Linked DNA regions of Homo sapiens: all the other regions are linked to region 3. The links are chromatin contacts, found by Hi-C or POLR2A ChIA-PET in ENCODE. All regions are on one chromosome and are shown on one strand. The core of a region is the stretch at or near the end of the contact, and the rest is flanking DNA. Distances in the headings are between cores, read along the strand shown.

What was found. Hi-C counts contacts between places; a loop is a spot of excess contacts on that map. ChIA-PET counts read pairs that join two places held with the same protein, here RNA polymerase II (POLR2A). Pooled maps may share reads with other maps.
Region 1: a loop to region 3 is called in a map of CD8-positive, alpha-beta T cell, with 10 times the contacts of the local background. The contact joins the promoter of EIF2B2 here to the promoter of LINC01220 in region 3. A Hi-C loop is called at or near these places in 2 of 168 maps with a recorded cell type or tissue (CD8-positive, alpha-beta T cell and naive thymus-derived CD4-positive, alpha-beta T cell), 3 of 37 single-sample maps with no recorded cell type and 20 of 50 pooled maps. POLR2A ChIA-PET finds 5 or more read pairs at or near these places in 1 of 52 experiments (BJ).
Region 2: a map of ascending aorta shows a loop between it and region 3 (2.1-fold over the local background). The contact joins the enhancer-like site here to the promoter of LINC01220 in region 3. A Hi-C loop is called at or near these places in 1 of 168 maps with a recorded cell type or tissue (ascending aorta). POLR2A ChIA-PET finds 5 or more read pairs at or near these places in 1 of 52 experiments (PC-9).

The regions. Positions count from the first base shown.
Region 1 is chr14:75,000,219-75,004,302 of GRCh38, reverse strand. EIF2B2 (eukaryotic translation initiation factor 2B subunit beta) reads right to left here and starts at 1,382. Exons shown (of 8, transcript NM_014239.4): 1 at 1,150-1,382; 2 at 908-1,028; 3 at 604-752. The coding sequence starts at 1,312. RefSeq lists enhancers at 1,024-1,704, 1,746-1,835.
Region 2 is chr14:74,976,806-74,981,132 of GRCh38, reverse strand. No RefSeq gene overlaps it. Among named protein-coding and RNA genes, the nearest start is that of PGF, 23 kb to the right of the region's middle. RefSeq lists enhancers at 1-585, 586-1,211. Within about 2 kb of position 1,597, at least 9 of the 41 ENCODE cell types and tissues checked have a DNase peak (open chromatin) inside an H3K27ac peak, as active enhancers do; they include ascending aorta, where a contact is called at or near this core.
Region 3 is chr14:75,292,066-75,296,557 of GRCh38, reverse strand. LINC01220 (long intergenic non-protein coding RNA 1220) reads right to left here and starts at 2,154. Exons shown (of 3, transcript NR_038421.1): 1 at 2,017-2,154; 2 at 1,821-1,881; 3 at 148-438. It also overlaps the pseudogene DPPA5P4. RefSeq lists a silencer at 1,917-2,376 and an enhancer at 2,447-2,586.

The DNA of each region.
Region 1 (4,084 bases), core at 133-2,632, 290 kb after region 3:
ACTGATTTTGAAGACAGTAGATTCAGCCAAGGAATGGCAATCTGGGAAATCCTAAAGTGCTGAGAATAGGGTAAAGAGAGCTTCGGCCTAAAAGAAGTCTTCCTCCAAAAGGTGGCCACAACACTTCTACATGAGAGAGACTGGCCAGAGAAGAAAAAATGGGGGAGCAATTTGGAAGCAGCTTCTTCATCCTCTGATTACAATGAATATCTGCAAGTCACTTGGACCGCAATGACAAGGGGGATAGAAATGGTATACGTGTACGTGTGTATAAAAATTCAGATAGTGAAGGAGGTCTATCGACCTTGGCTCTCTAGGGAGTTCATTTTGTTTCTTTACAATGAAAATAAAACTCTGTCCTAATAGAGTCTGTTCCACTCCACAGATCTGTAGTCTATCAAGGGTTGGTCTGTAAGGAAAAGTAGAGAGGATTACTTTGGTCCTGTCACCTGTTGCAACATTTCCTAATCAGGAAGGAGGACAAACCTCTGAGAACCAGAAGACAGCTAATCTCCCATCTCTGCTAATGAACAACCTTCAGAGGCTTCTGTTCCCTTATGTGCCTGTGACCAGTCCCATTTTCCCAGCGATCAGGCCTCTTACCCAGCTCCACTAGCAGCTCATTAATCGCCTCAATGATGTTGGACTGGAGTTGGGCATAATGGAAGCTGAAATCCTCGTTTAGGCCTCCGGATGTCAACAGTTTGTGCAGGGACTCCTGCTGATCACTCTCGTCGCTGCGTCCATGGAGTCTATAGAGGCAACAAGACCCAAAGAGAGAGGTGGGGAGGAGTGGTCAGGCAGGTAACAAGGGCTGTTCAGCTCCAATAAAGTCTCCGAGCAGGTAGAGGGGCCCGTGCAAAAAGTGTCACTGGATCCAACCAGGAGCCCAGGACGTGAGCCTGACCTGCCATACTCCTCCCGGATAATCTTGAGCACTCTCCGCACCATGTTGCCCACGGTGGTCTCGGAGGGCTGAGCGGCCGTCATCCTCCTGCCCTCTCTGCGGATCAGCTCCATCAGCTCCCCTACAGTCCAAAAGAGAGAGGATAAGAGGAGCCAACGCGAAGTGAGGCCTGGGAAATTTTCAGCCCTGGGATCGGGAACAGACAGGGGCCAGGTTCGCCGGCGGAGGCAGGCCGGCCTCACCCGCGTTGCTCCAGCGGTGGTCCGTGATGATCTGGCGCAGCAACCCTAGGGTCTCCCGAGCCATTTCCTCGGAGCTGCGCGGCCCACCACCCCGCTTCAGGGTCTCCACGAAGCTCTCGATCCTCTCTGACAACTCCGAGCCCTTCGCTGCGGATCCCGGCATCTTTAAGGTAGCTGCCTTCAGCCTTCACCGGCGGAATCCACACCTGCCAGACCACACAGTTTGCACTTCCGGGGCGGGCGAGGTCGGCTTCCGCTGTGAGGGGATGGGGGGAAACCTCAAGTTTGAGTGGAAGCCGGCTACGCCCTTCGTTGCCGATCTCCCGCCCCCTTCCTCTGCCTGAGCCAATCAGAGACGTGGGGCTCGGGTTGTTCAGTTATAACCGGGCGTCCGCGCGCCCCCGCGCCTCGGGGGCTGGAGGATCGGAAGCGGCCTTTCTTGGCTCAGCCGACGGTGAACGGAAGTAACCCGTCAGGCCTGTAGAGGGTGGCTGGTCCCGTTGCTATGGGAGCAGCAAGTCTCTACGCGCCCCTCACCGCGACTTAAGGCTACACTGAAGAAGTTGCGGCACTCCCTCCTGTCTTCCCAGCTCGGTGACTGCCCGAGCTGTCACTCCCGAGTGTCAGCTGACACTGACGCTCTGAATGCATGTCCAGGGTCGGCTGCCCCTTGGGCAGACGTCTCACTTTTGTTCTGTTACATTGCTTGGTACCGTTTGCGCCTGTGTCTAGGAGGTTCATGTCTCTGAAAACAAGGACGATATCTTTTGTTGCTTTTGTATTCTCAAGGCCTAACACGTCTAACAGAAGACGGCGAAATTAGAGATGAGGAAGATTAAGGAGATTCAAAGTGGGAGCCAATACAGAAGCAAAGATGACATCCTCTGATTTGGACAGAATTGTCCTCCTACAGAGAGGCCAGAGAGTATAACATAATACCAAGAGTTACCATTTACTTAAAGCTTACTGGTTCTTGGGCACTGTGTGTGAATTGTCTCAGTTAATAAGGTCTGAAATAGGTCCTCTTATCCCCATTTTACAGATTGGGAAACAGACCCACAGAATTTAAGCAGTTAATAAAGGATTGGGTTCATACTTAAATCCAGGTCTACCTGAACCCAAAGTATGTGTGTAATAGAAATCTCTATTTCCTTAAGATAAATTCTTCAAAGTGGAATCCATAGGCGAGCACATTTTAGACTTTTGTTACAATTAACAAATTGCCCTCCAAAAAGATTATGTCAATACCAAAGTTAGCCAAAGGTAGTACAAAGAAAAGAAAATTACAGATTAATATCTCTCATGAACATAGAAGCAAAAATTGCAACAAATTATTAGCACATCAAATCCTGCAATACATAAAAAAAGAATAATATGTAATTACAAAGTGAAACATAAACCTGGAATGCAAAGCTGATTAAACACTTAAAAATCAATGTAATATGCCATATTAACAATCTGAGAAGTAAAACCACATGATCATGTCAATTGATGCAGGAAGAAACATTTGACAAAATTCAATATTCATGGTACAAACTCTCAGAAAACTAGAACAAAAGGGAACTTCCTGAACTCGATAAAGGGTATCTACAAAATCCTACACCTAAAAATCATACTTCACAGTAAAAGATTGCTTTCTCCCTAAGATCAGGACAAGGCAAGGATGTCTACTTTCACCACTCCTATTTAAATTATACGTGAAGTCCTAGCCCTTGCAATAAGGCAAGAAAAAGAAAAAGCATACAGAATGGAAAGAAACTGTCCCTGTTCACAGAAGACATGATAGTGTACACAGAAAATCCCAGAGTCAACAGCAACAAAAACAAAACCTCCTAGAACATAAGTTTAGCAAGGATACAAAAACTATATTTCTATGTATTAGCAATGAGCATCAGAAATTGAAGTTGAAAATACAGTTGCTCTAAAAAGCCATAAAATATGTGTCAATTTTGCTGTGTTTTAGTTTTTATTTATTGATTTGTTTGTTTATTTTGAGACAGGGTCTCACACTGTTGCCCAGGCTGGAGTGCAGTGGCATGCTCACTGCTCACTGCAGCCTCAACCTCCCCTGGCTCAAATAATCCTCCCACCTCAGCCTTTTGAGTAGCTGGGACTACAGGCACACACCACCATGCCTGGCTAATTGTGTGTTAATTTTTAAATGTCTTTAAAATTGTATCAATTTACATGCTGGCTAGCATTTACCATATTATAGCCAATTTTGGATATTGTCGTTATTTTTTCATATATCAAGTCATTAAGAAAATAAGGTATATAGGCCAGGCATAGTGGCTCATGCCTGTAATCCCAGCACTTGGGGAGGCCAAGGTGGGCAGATCACCTGAAAGTCAGGAGTTTGGGACCAGCCTGGCCAACGTGGGTAAACCCTGTCTCTACTGAAAATACAAAAATTAGTGGGGGGTGGTGGCATATGTCTGTAGTCCCAGCTACTAGGGAGGCTGAGGCAGGAGAATAGCTTGAACCTGGGAGGTGGAGGTTGCAGTGAGCTGAGATTGTGTCACTGCACTCCAGCCTGGGTGACAGAGCAAGACTGTGTCTCAAAAACAAACAACAACAACAGCAACAAAAAAAACAAGGTATATAGTATTTTATATATACTAAAGAATTTATATGTGTGTGTATGCAAGTTATAAAGCATGACGACAAACAGGTTGAGGAATGTGAACCAATCCCTCACTTTGAAACTAAAATATTCGAATTAATAGAGATAGAAAGCAAAGCTGTGTTGGCCAGGCACAGTAGCTCACACCCGAATCCCAGCACTTTGGGAGGACAAGGTGGGAGGATGGCTTGAGCCCAAGAGTTGAAACCAGCCCTGGCAACATATCAAGACCCCCAGCTGTACAAAAAATTTAAAAATTAGCTAGGTGTGGTAATGCATGTCTGTAGTCCCAACTACTTGGGAGGCTGAGGG
Region 2 (4,327 bases), core at 348-2,847, 310 kb after region 3:
ACAGGAGGAGCTGGGCAAACACACAGGAGACCAGCAGGCAGCAGGAGGGAGCCAGGCGTTTCCCTGGACGGCGGCCATCGGGCTGTTGTTGGGATCCAGTTTCAAGCTCCTTCGAGGAGAGCCGCATGGGGTCATCCCCTCCACGACGCCCCAGGAAGGAGACTGATGAGCAGACAGTTGTTAACGCCGCGCCGCCGCCGCCACCGTGGTGATTAAGGCCGCAGTAATTGGCCTCGCAGCCAGGCAGGGGCCGGGCCTGACAGCCGGCAGCCGCCAGGGTCTGCAGAGTAGGGGAGGGGGCGGCCCGTGCTGTAGCTGTGTGCGCTGATGGGATTAGGTTGTGAATTGACACTCAATCCTCCTTAGTGATTTCCTTCCTGGGGCCCCAGCCAGGGCCAGGACTGTGGGGATGGGGGTGGGCTGTGGGCAGAGAGCAGACATCAGCCTTTCCAGGCTCCTTTTAAGCTGGCCACTAGCTGGGGTGGGGGTGCAGGGTCTTCATCCAGGACTAAGCTTGGCCAAAGCCTGCTCTGCAGTCCCTCCGCAACTGCCCAGCCAGCTCCATGTGGAGGATGAGCTTTTCCAGTAGGGACCTTCTTTCCCACATTCCCACTGGTGCTTGGCGCTAGTCAAGCCTTGCGGGTGGCCTCTGTACTCCCAGCATGGAGCCTGGCACAGAGTAAGTTTACTAAGGATATTGGCAAACGGAATGGATGGATGTCCTCTTCCCTGATTGGCCTAAGTGCCTTGTGGGAGAATCTCTGTGACCCCCTCCAAGGTCTGGGTGGTACCTGTGGGAGCATTTTTTTACAATCTCAGGAGTGAAGAGCTCTCCAAAGACCACTAGGTCCCTGGCCCTGCCTCTCCCAAGAGCATCCCTCCAGCCCTCTCTGCTGGGCAGCTGTTCCACACTTCTGAGTTCTCCCCCCTGCATTCGTGCCTGTGTGCATGAGCATGTGTGCGCATGCATGCACCTGGGGATGTGTGCTTACGTCCGCCCAGGAGGGACACTGGCTATTTTCTTCCCCACGCATCCTCCGTGTCCTCTTGGCTTCCCGGGGTCCCTCTCGGAGGTCCTAGGCAGGAAGGAGGAAGGCTGTGTGTCTGGCGTGAAGGCCTGTGGGTCACGAGCTTTCCAGAGCCTTCCTTGTTTACTCTTCAGGCCGAGGCCCAGGCCACATCGGCCTCCCACCTGCTTGTCCCCTCAGGCTCTTCCCTGAGGGAGTGCCCCAGGCTCTCTGTGAGTAAGAGCTGGCTCTTGGCTGCTCTAGGCTATGGCTGGAATAAGGGGCATCCCCTCCACTGCTGGATGTGCTGGAGGCCAGGGCGCTAGAGACGGCAGCAGCCGTGGAGGGAGCACACAGGCCCAGCTGTCAGCCTCAGTAGGCAGGGGCAGAGCCAGCTCCCACTGGTGGTGTTAGGCAAGAAATGCCCCTAAGGCCTGGGGAGACATGTGCATATCCCAGGCACGTTCAGGCTGAAATGCAATCCGTCTTGCCTTCTTGCCAGGTTTGCCTTGAAAACCCCTCCACTGCCAGCTGCTCAGCTCTGCCCAGCCTAGGCCTCCAGGGCCCCAGGCTCCGCTGCCTGAGGAAAACCTGGATCCTTCAGGGAGGAGGGGCACCGCCGCCGCATTCCAAGGAGACCTCACACCCTCCCTCGCCTGCTGCTGCTTCCTTCTTATTCTTCGGCCCCTCTCCCCCATCCCAACCCACCACCCCCCCAGGGCTTTTCTAGCCCTCTGCTCCTCACATCCTCCTGCCCCCAGGGAAGAGGCTGAAAGCTGTGGTAGGATGAGCACGAGGCCTGGCTGTGCAGCCCGGGACAGCCAAGAAACTTCTCTGAGCCTCTGTTTCCTCATCTTTAAAATGGGAGTGACGAATGTCCACACCCTAATTACTGGCCTTGGAAGGATATCAATGATGCATTGCTGAGCGAAAGCAGCAGGATGTAATTCAGAAGGCATTGGAGATGCTCTGGAAAGATAGCCAATAAATTGCAGTCAGAGGCTACCTGCAGAGTCTGGGGGTGGTGAGAGAGGGACAGAGGAGTAATGGGTGTGTGGTGGGGAGAGAATTTTCACTTTTTACTTAATATACCTTGAATTTTGTTTCAGCAAGTATGTACCCCTTTTGTGATAAGAAAAAAAATGAAGACATTATTTTTCAGAGTTGTTCCCAGCTTTAAATGTGAATGTGTATTTGAATGACGGAAGAAGCCTCGGGCATGTGTGGCTGGGACAGGCTGCTCTCCTTCCCCGGAGCTAAATGACTCAGGTCTCCTCACTTGTCCACCTCCTTCCCTGAGGGGGTTAAAGCAGCAGCACTTCTGGAACAGAGAGAAGGGAGCCCAGAAGCCCCAGCAAGGCCAGAGGCCCACTGGGCCACAGTGGGGTGGCATGGAGGTGGCACCCCCACCCCGCCTTGTCCCTCCTTGTCTCCTGGCTGCGGTGGCCGCCCGGCAGGCCACTAGGGCTGCCCACTCTGCCTGGCTGGAGACCTGCTTCCAATTATCCATGAAATCTGAGCTGGAAGAGACCTATTAAAGCCCCATTTAGTTTGATCCCCCTGGGGGCCAGGGATCTTTTCCGGCGACATCCCCCTCCTTGTCCGACTGGGACTCCAAGCCCTTTGGATGTTATCTCCTCCTGGGTCAATATTGTGACAACTCCAGCTGTGACCCAGGCCACCCCAGAGCCAGAGCTGGTCTGCGCCTGGCCTGGCGAGGTGCGGAGGGGTGGGGGTGGAAACCCAGCTCCCTTCCCACCTTGAGGTTCCCGCTGCCCACTCCCCTCCTTTTTCCTTTTTTTCAGCTGCAGCAGGACCATCCCGCCTCCAGCCTGGCCTGCACCCCACGTTCCAGGCTGGTCCACAGGTTGCTCAGTGGCTCCTGGACCTACCTGGTCATCCCATAGGAAGCTCTTACTGGTAGGGACTGTCTTTCCCATATTCCCAGTCGTGCCTGGTACAGGGTTGCATGTTTCATAACACCCTGTTACATAAGAAATAATAAATAATGGTGATTAATGACTGCCTCCCCTCGTCCCTGGGCTTGCCTGGGTCAGACCTCCCAGGGAAGGCACAGGGGCTCCTGGAGGAGAAGGAGGAGGAAGAGGAGGAGGAGGAGGGGAGCAAGGGGTGCAGGGGGCACCCTCTATCCCTCCACATCCTCCCCAAGCACCTCTGCGTGTCTGCATGTCCTCCCCACAGGCCACTCCCTAGAGAGCAAGAGGAAGCCACCAGAGAGGGTAAGCACAGGCCCTGAAGCCCCCCAGAGAGGGAGGCCCCAGACAGAGGGAGGCCTCAGGGCTCCTGTGACCCTGCCTGCAGGGCGCACTCTCTCTGTTCAGTTGGCCTTGTCTCCTCGAGACCACCCTGGTGGAGGGATGATGCCTACCGAGGCCCCTGGCTCCCACCTCCCCGCAGCCGCACCCAATTTGGGCCTCTAAGCACCTCTCGTGGGTGAGACGGGGCTGGGCCTTTGGGGGTGGTCCGCTGGGGGAATTTGTGGCTTCTTTCCCAATTCTGGAGCAGCAGGGAGGGAGTGAGGAAGCCACTTTGGGGGCACGGCTGGGGCAGCCACTTGGAGGTGAGAGGAGGGCAGCAGGAAATGAAGGATAAGAAGGTTCTGGAGGAAGCAGAGAAGGGAAGGAGCTTGGGAGCAGTGCCCAGAAGTGTGCCCGGCCAATCCTCCCTGCCAGACTCCCCTCTGGGTCCCCACAGAGCTGCAGAGACCCCGAGACAGAGCCAGGACTGTGTGGGGAGGGAGCACTTCTAAAGGTCATCCCAGCCAGTCTCCTGCCTCCGACCACCTCCACCAGCCCCATGGGTGGATATGGATCCTGTTGTCCAGATCTTTGTGGACACAGATTTTGCAGCCTTTGCCACTGAAGGACTCCTTCCTTAAGTCTAGCTAAACCTTCCTTGCTGCACTTTAAACCTGTATTTCCTTGTTCTATCTAAAGTGGGTTCACATAAATGGATCCTCCTGCACCATTAACCTATTGCTTTGTTCCTCCAGAGTTCACTCCCCAGAGGAAAGAGCACCATTTGATCTAGCAGCTCCTAGGCACTCTGGCCCCACCATCATCCCCACCACCAGGCGCAAACTTGCAGGCCCAGAGACAGAGCCTGTTGCCTGGGGACCAGGGCAGAGCCATTACCCTTTGCTGAACCTGTCCTGAGTCCTCCTCATCCTGGGTACCACTTCGATGGGGGACACGGTGTGCTGAGGGCTGGAGGCCAAGGGCCAGGCCAGTCTGGGGCTGGACCCCTGCCACTCACAGCTGCTCTTTGCTGCAGCCTGGCAACCTCACAGGAATTTCATT
Region 3 (4,492 bases), core at 905-3,404:
AGGCTTTGAAAGAAGGGACAGGGTTCCGATAGCAGGAAGAGAAAGAGCAGATTTCGCAGCAGAAGCAACAGGCATGTTTTCTGCATCCAAATCGGCCAGATCCTCAGAAAGAAACGAAAGAGAGAAAAGGCTAGAATGGTTCGTGTGTTTTGGTTTGGCTTGGGTTTTTTTTCTGTCAAGTTTTGCTATTTCCACCAAAGTGAATACAGAAAAACTCCCTTGCTGGCAGCACCGCGACGAGGCTTCTGGATTGGAGAAGGGCGCGCTGCCTCACATGTGCACTAGGGGGCAGAGCTGCCGCGGGGCTGCTGTAACTCCAAGAACAACCAGAGGGCAAGGGGAAGGATCCCAGCCCCTTCCTCAAATCAGGCGGCTGCAGGACGGGAGGGCAGTTGGAAAGCAGTCGTCTTCTTAGTCCGAGTTGCCTTCATATTCAGCCTAGAAGTTAGGGAAGAAACAGCGTGTAAGAGGAAGTTGGGTGAGACTGAAAGGGGAAAGAGAAAGAGAGAAGCATTGAAGAGGCACTCTTCCCCACCCCCAGCAAGGAACCCTCCATGTGCCATGAAAAGACTTCCAAACAGCAGAAAAGGGTTAGGGCTACTCCTGCCTCCTGCTGTAATCTTGGCTGAGAAAAGTTTAATGCAAGGCTTGGGTAACTATGAAAAGTGACCAACTGCTAGACTAAGACTGGTTTCAGAACAGCCGACTCCTGTTCCCTGGACAGGGGTGACCATTCCAGCTGCTCTAAGGAGGAATGCTTGAGGCTTTAGGAAGTACACAATTCTTGGCCATCCCCCCCAGGCCCTGGTGTCATGGTGTGGGCTGCGTGTGGCAGCAGACGTGACAATGGCGTTCTTTAAGAGCCCTGAAGTCAATATTTAGCCTAAATGTACAACCCACCAGCTGAGCCAGGCAACAGGGTTCTGAAGCACAGGAAATTAGAAGCACCTAGGCGATGTGGAACACTATTTGAAGCTAGATATCCTGACTTTTATCAGTTTCTAACTAGCTGTGCAAGTTTGGATGGTCGAACCAACTTCTCTGAGCTTTAATTTCCCTGTTGGCGAAATAGGTTAAATTAGATTAAAAGTCTCCGATGTGACTTCCAGCTCTGAAACTCTGGAAAACACACACTCCTTCAGCCAGAGGAACTGGGGAATCTAGGGGGCAGGGATGGGGGTGGGAGGATGGTGACAGGCGTCTTGAAGGATTAACCCCACGCTTCTCCTCGCAATTGCAATCGGCTCCCCAGCAGCGGCCACTGCGGCACTGCCTGCCCCACCCCCGCCCTCTGGGCCCGGCGGTACACACCCACGGCTCCCTCAGAGACTTCTGGAATCTCGCTGGATTTCTCCCAGGAATGCTTATTGCCCTTTAGATCTGCAAATCGCTTTACATCAGCAACCCTGCCGCGCGATTATTAATCATCTCAATATTCTCCCCCATCCCCTACCCTCCCCCTCGCCCGGCCTGGAAGAGGAATTGCAGGGGTCCGGATTTATGAAGGTGATTCGTATTATTCATTCAATAATCAGTTAACTAAAGTTCATTAAGCGCCTAATAGGAGCAAGGTGCAGAGACACACAAATCCAATCACCACAGGGGGCAGAACTGTAGGGGGTCGATGCTCAAAGAACTTCACTGATATTCCAGTTATGTCCTGGGGAGGGGGTGGTTAGAGGGTGATGGAAAAGCTCCCCTCACAAGCCTGATGACAGTGCTGCAACCATTATGGACCACCCCCACGGTTCGTTTTATCATGCCAGGAAAAGGAAAATGGCCTTCCCAAGGTCACTTATCCCCCGAGGGGCAACACTGACCCCAGAACCGCCGTCTTCAAAGCTTTCCACTGTGCCATGAAGGAAAATTTTGAGTTGAAGCCTATAAAATACAGCGTTGGGCGAGAGATGGCATGATTTCCGGGCACAGAGTGAGAAAATCGTGATCCCAGATCACCCACCCACAACAAACGAGACCGCCCCAAATCTTGACTGCAGCTACAACCAGCAGACGCACAGGAATGCTGGAAACAGCTCATTCATCCATCGCGGCGCCCTCTCTCTGGGCCCCCAGCGCCCCTGCCCTTGCCTCCGCCTGGGTGGGTCCCGGGACAGGAGGCGGGGGTCTCGTGGCTCGGAGCCTTCGCCCAGCATTCCAGGGGCGGGGCAGGGACCGGGGGCGGGGCGCGGCGGGAGTCCCGCCCACAGCCTACCCCGGGCCGGCGGCGCAGTGGCTGAGCCAAATATGGGCAGAGCGGAAGCGGCGGGCCGGCGTCACGGCGCCGGGTGGGGGCCGCGCTGCGGGGCGGTGACGGGAGTCGCTGACGGCGCCTACGTGTCACCGTGGAAACCAAACAGTAAACAGAGGACTCGCGAGCTCCTGGCACCGTCTGGCCCTGCGACCTGCCCTGGAGCAAAGGGCCGGAAGCTGGGAAGGGCCAGGAGAAACCTTGGCCTGGCCGACGAGGACAGGGGCGCGGCAAGGGTGTAGAGAGGGCGGTGGAGGGGACGCTGAGAGAGCACTCCCAAACGTCCCTCCCTGAGGTCCCTGGAAGCCGGCTCTCCCTCTGCCCACGGGCCAGCAGGGGCTGGTCAGGAGCGGAAGGAGGCCCTCCTGTCCCTTCTTTTTCTTTTCCTTTGTTTTTTTTTTTTTTTTTTTTTTTTTTTTTGAGATGGAGTCACGCTCTATCGCCCAGGCTGGAGTGCACTGGCGCGATCTCTGCTCACTGCAACCTCTGCCTCCCGGTTCAAGCGATTCTCCCGCCCCAGGCTCCCAAGTAGCTGGAACTACAGGCGCGCGCCACCGTACCCGGCTAATTTTTTACATTTTTAGTAGAGACAGGATTTCACCACGTTGGCCAGGTTGGTCTCCAACTCCTGACCTCAGGTGATCCGCCCGCCTCGGCCTCCCAAAGTGCTGGGATTACCGCGCCCGGCCTCTCCTGTCCCTTCTGAGGGCCTCCGTGCCTGCAAGGTTGTTGCGGATACTGATTTTGCTTTGTTTTTCCTTTCTAATGGCTAAGAGTTCAGGCATTGAAGCCACACTGCCTGGACTCTAATTCCAGCGCTGCCACTCCAGTTGGATGATCTTGAGCAGACCTCTGCGCCCCAGACTATATTATTATCTACAAAAATAAGGATAATAGCAGGACCTACCTTTAAGAGTAGATGAGGACTTTTAAAATGAGTGTGTGTGTGTGTGTGTGTGTGTGTGTGTGTGTGTGTGTTTGGAACAGTGTCAAGCATGTTGTGAGCCCCAAGTTAGTGTTAAGTGTTTATTTTTATTCCCAGGCAGCACAAGAGAAACTTACGTAGTATTAGTAGTGCATCTCCTAAATCTACTACTGACGTAATGTTTTTTTTCTCGAGTCTTCTTTAGATTTAAAATAAAAGGGGGCCGGGCGCTGTGGCCCACGCCTGTAATCCCAGCACTTTGGGAGGCCAAGGCAGGAGGATCACTTGAACCTAGGAGTTCTAGACCAGCCTGGGCAACATAAGGAGACCCCGACTCTACAAAAATAAAAAAAAATAGCTGGGCATGGTGGTGCACACCTGTGATCCCAGCTACTTGGGAGGCTGAGGTGGGAAGATCTTGGGCCAGGGCAGTCAAGGCTGCAGTGAGCCTTGATTGCAGTCACTGCACTCCAGCCTGAGTGACAGGGAGACCCTCTCTCAAAAATAAATAAGCAAAAGGAATTATCTATTTTAAAGATAATATTCAAATCTAGTAAAAATATTTAGTTATTAACTAAAATGTGCATTTGTCAAATAAAAACATGGCAAAACACTGTATCACACTGCTTCGCAATTTTAAATTTTAAACACGAAAACTCCAAATGGTTACATGGAACAGAAGCAACTCAAATTCAGTCTTCACAGTCATTGTGTTATCTCTGTTTTTTAAGTAATTTTTTAAAATGAAGCGTACATATTACATTATTCAAACTCAATAGTAATCCCAGCAACTGTTTAGGACTTAAAACAACCAAAGATTTTTTCAGGAAGAAGTACTTTGTCACTGACAACATTAGAATTGCCAGCTCATAGTGTTTATTTAAAAGGCAGACTGCCCAAAGACCTGAAAGGCCCAGAGGTGTTCTAGGTCCCGACGCGGCTGCTGGAAGCCACCTTTGGTGAGTGTGCCCAGTGCTGGCCTGGGTGCCCTACCTGGGAGCTCTCATCCCCTTCCCCCAGCAGGCCCGTATGGATAATCCCTTACATCGAGCAGATGAGCAAGGCCATGCTCCAGCTGAAGGCTCTGGAGTCTTCAGACCTCACCGAGGTCGTGGTTTACAGCTCCTATTGGTACAAGCTCCAAACCAAGTGGATGCTCCAGTCCATGGCTGAGTGGCACTGCCAGCACCAGGAGCAAGGGATGCTCAAACTTGCAGAAGCCATGAATGCCCTCAAACTAGACCCTTGGATGAAGCGAACCAGCTTCCGGCCAATGTGATGGAGGCCAGGATGTAGAGATTAGGTTGTGGCCAGAGCCG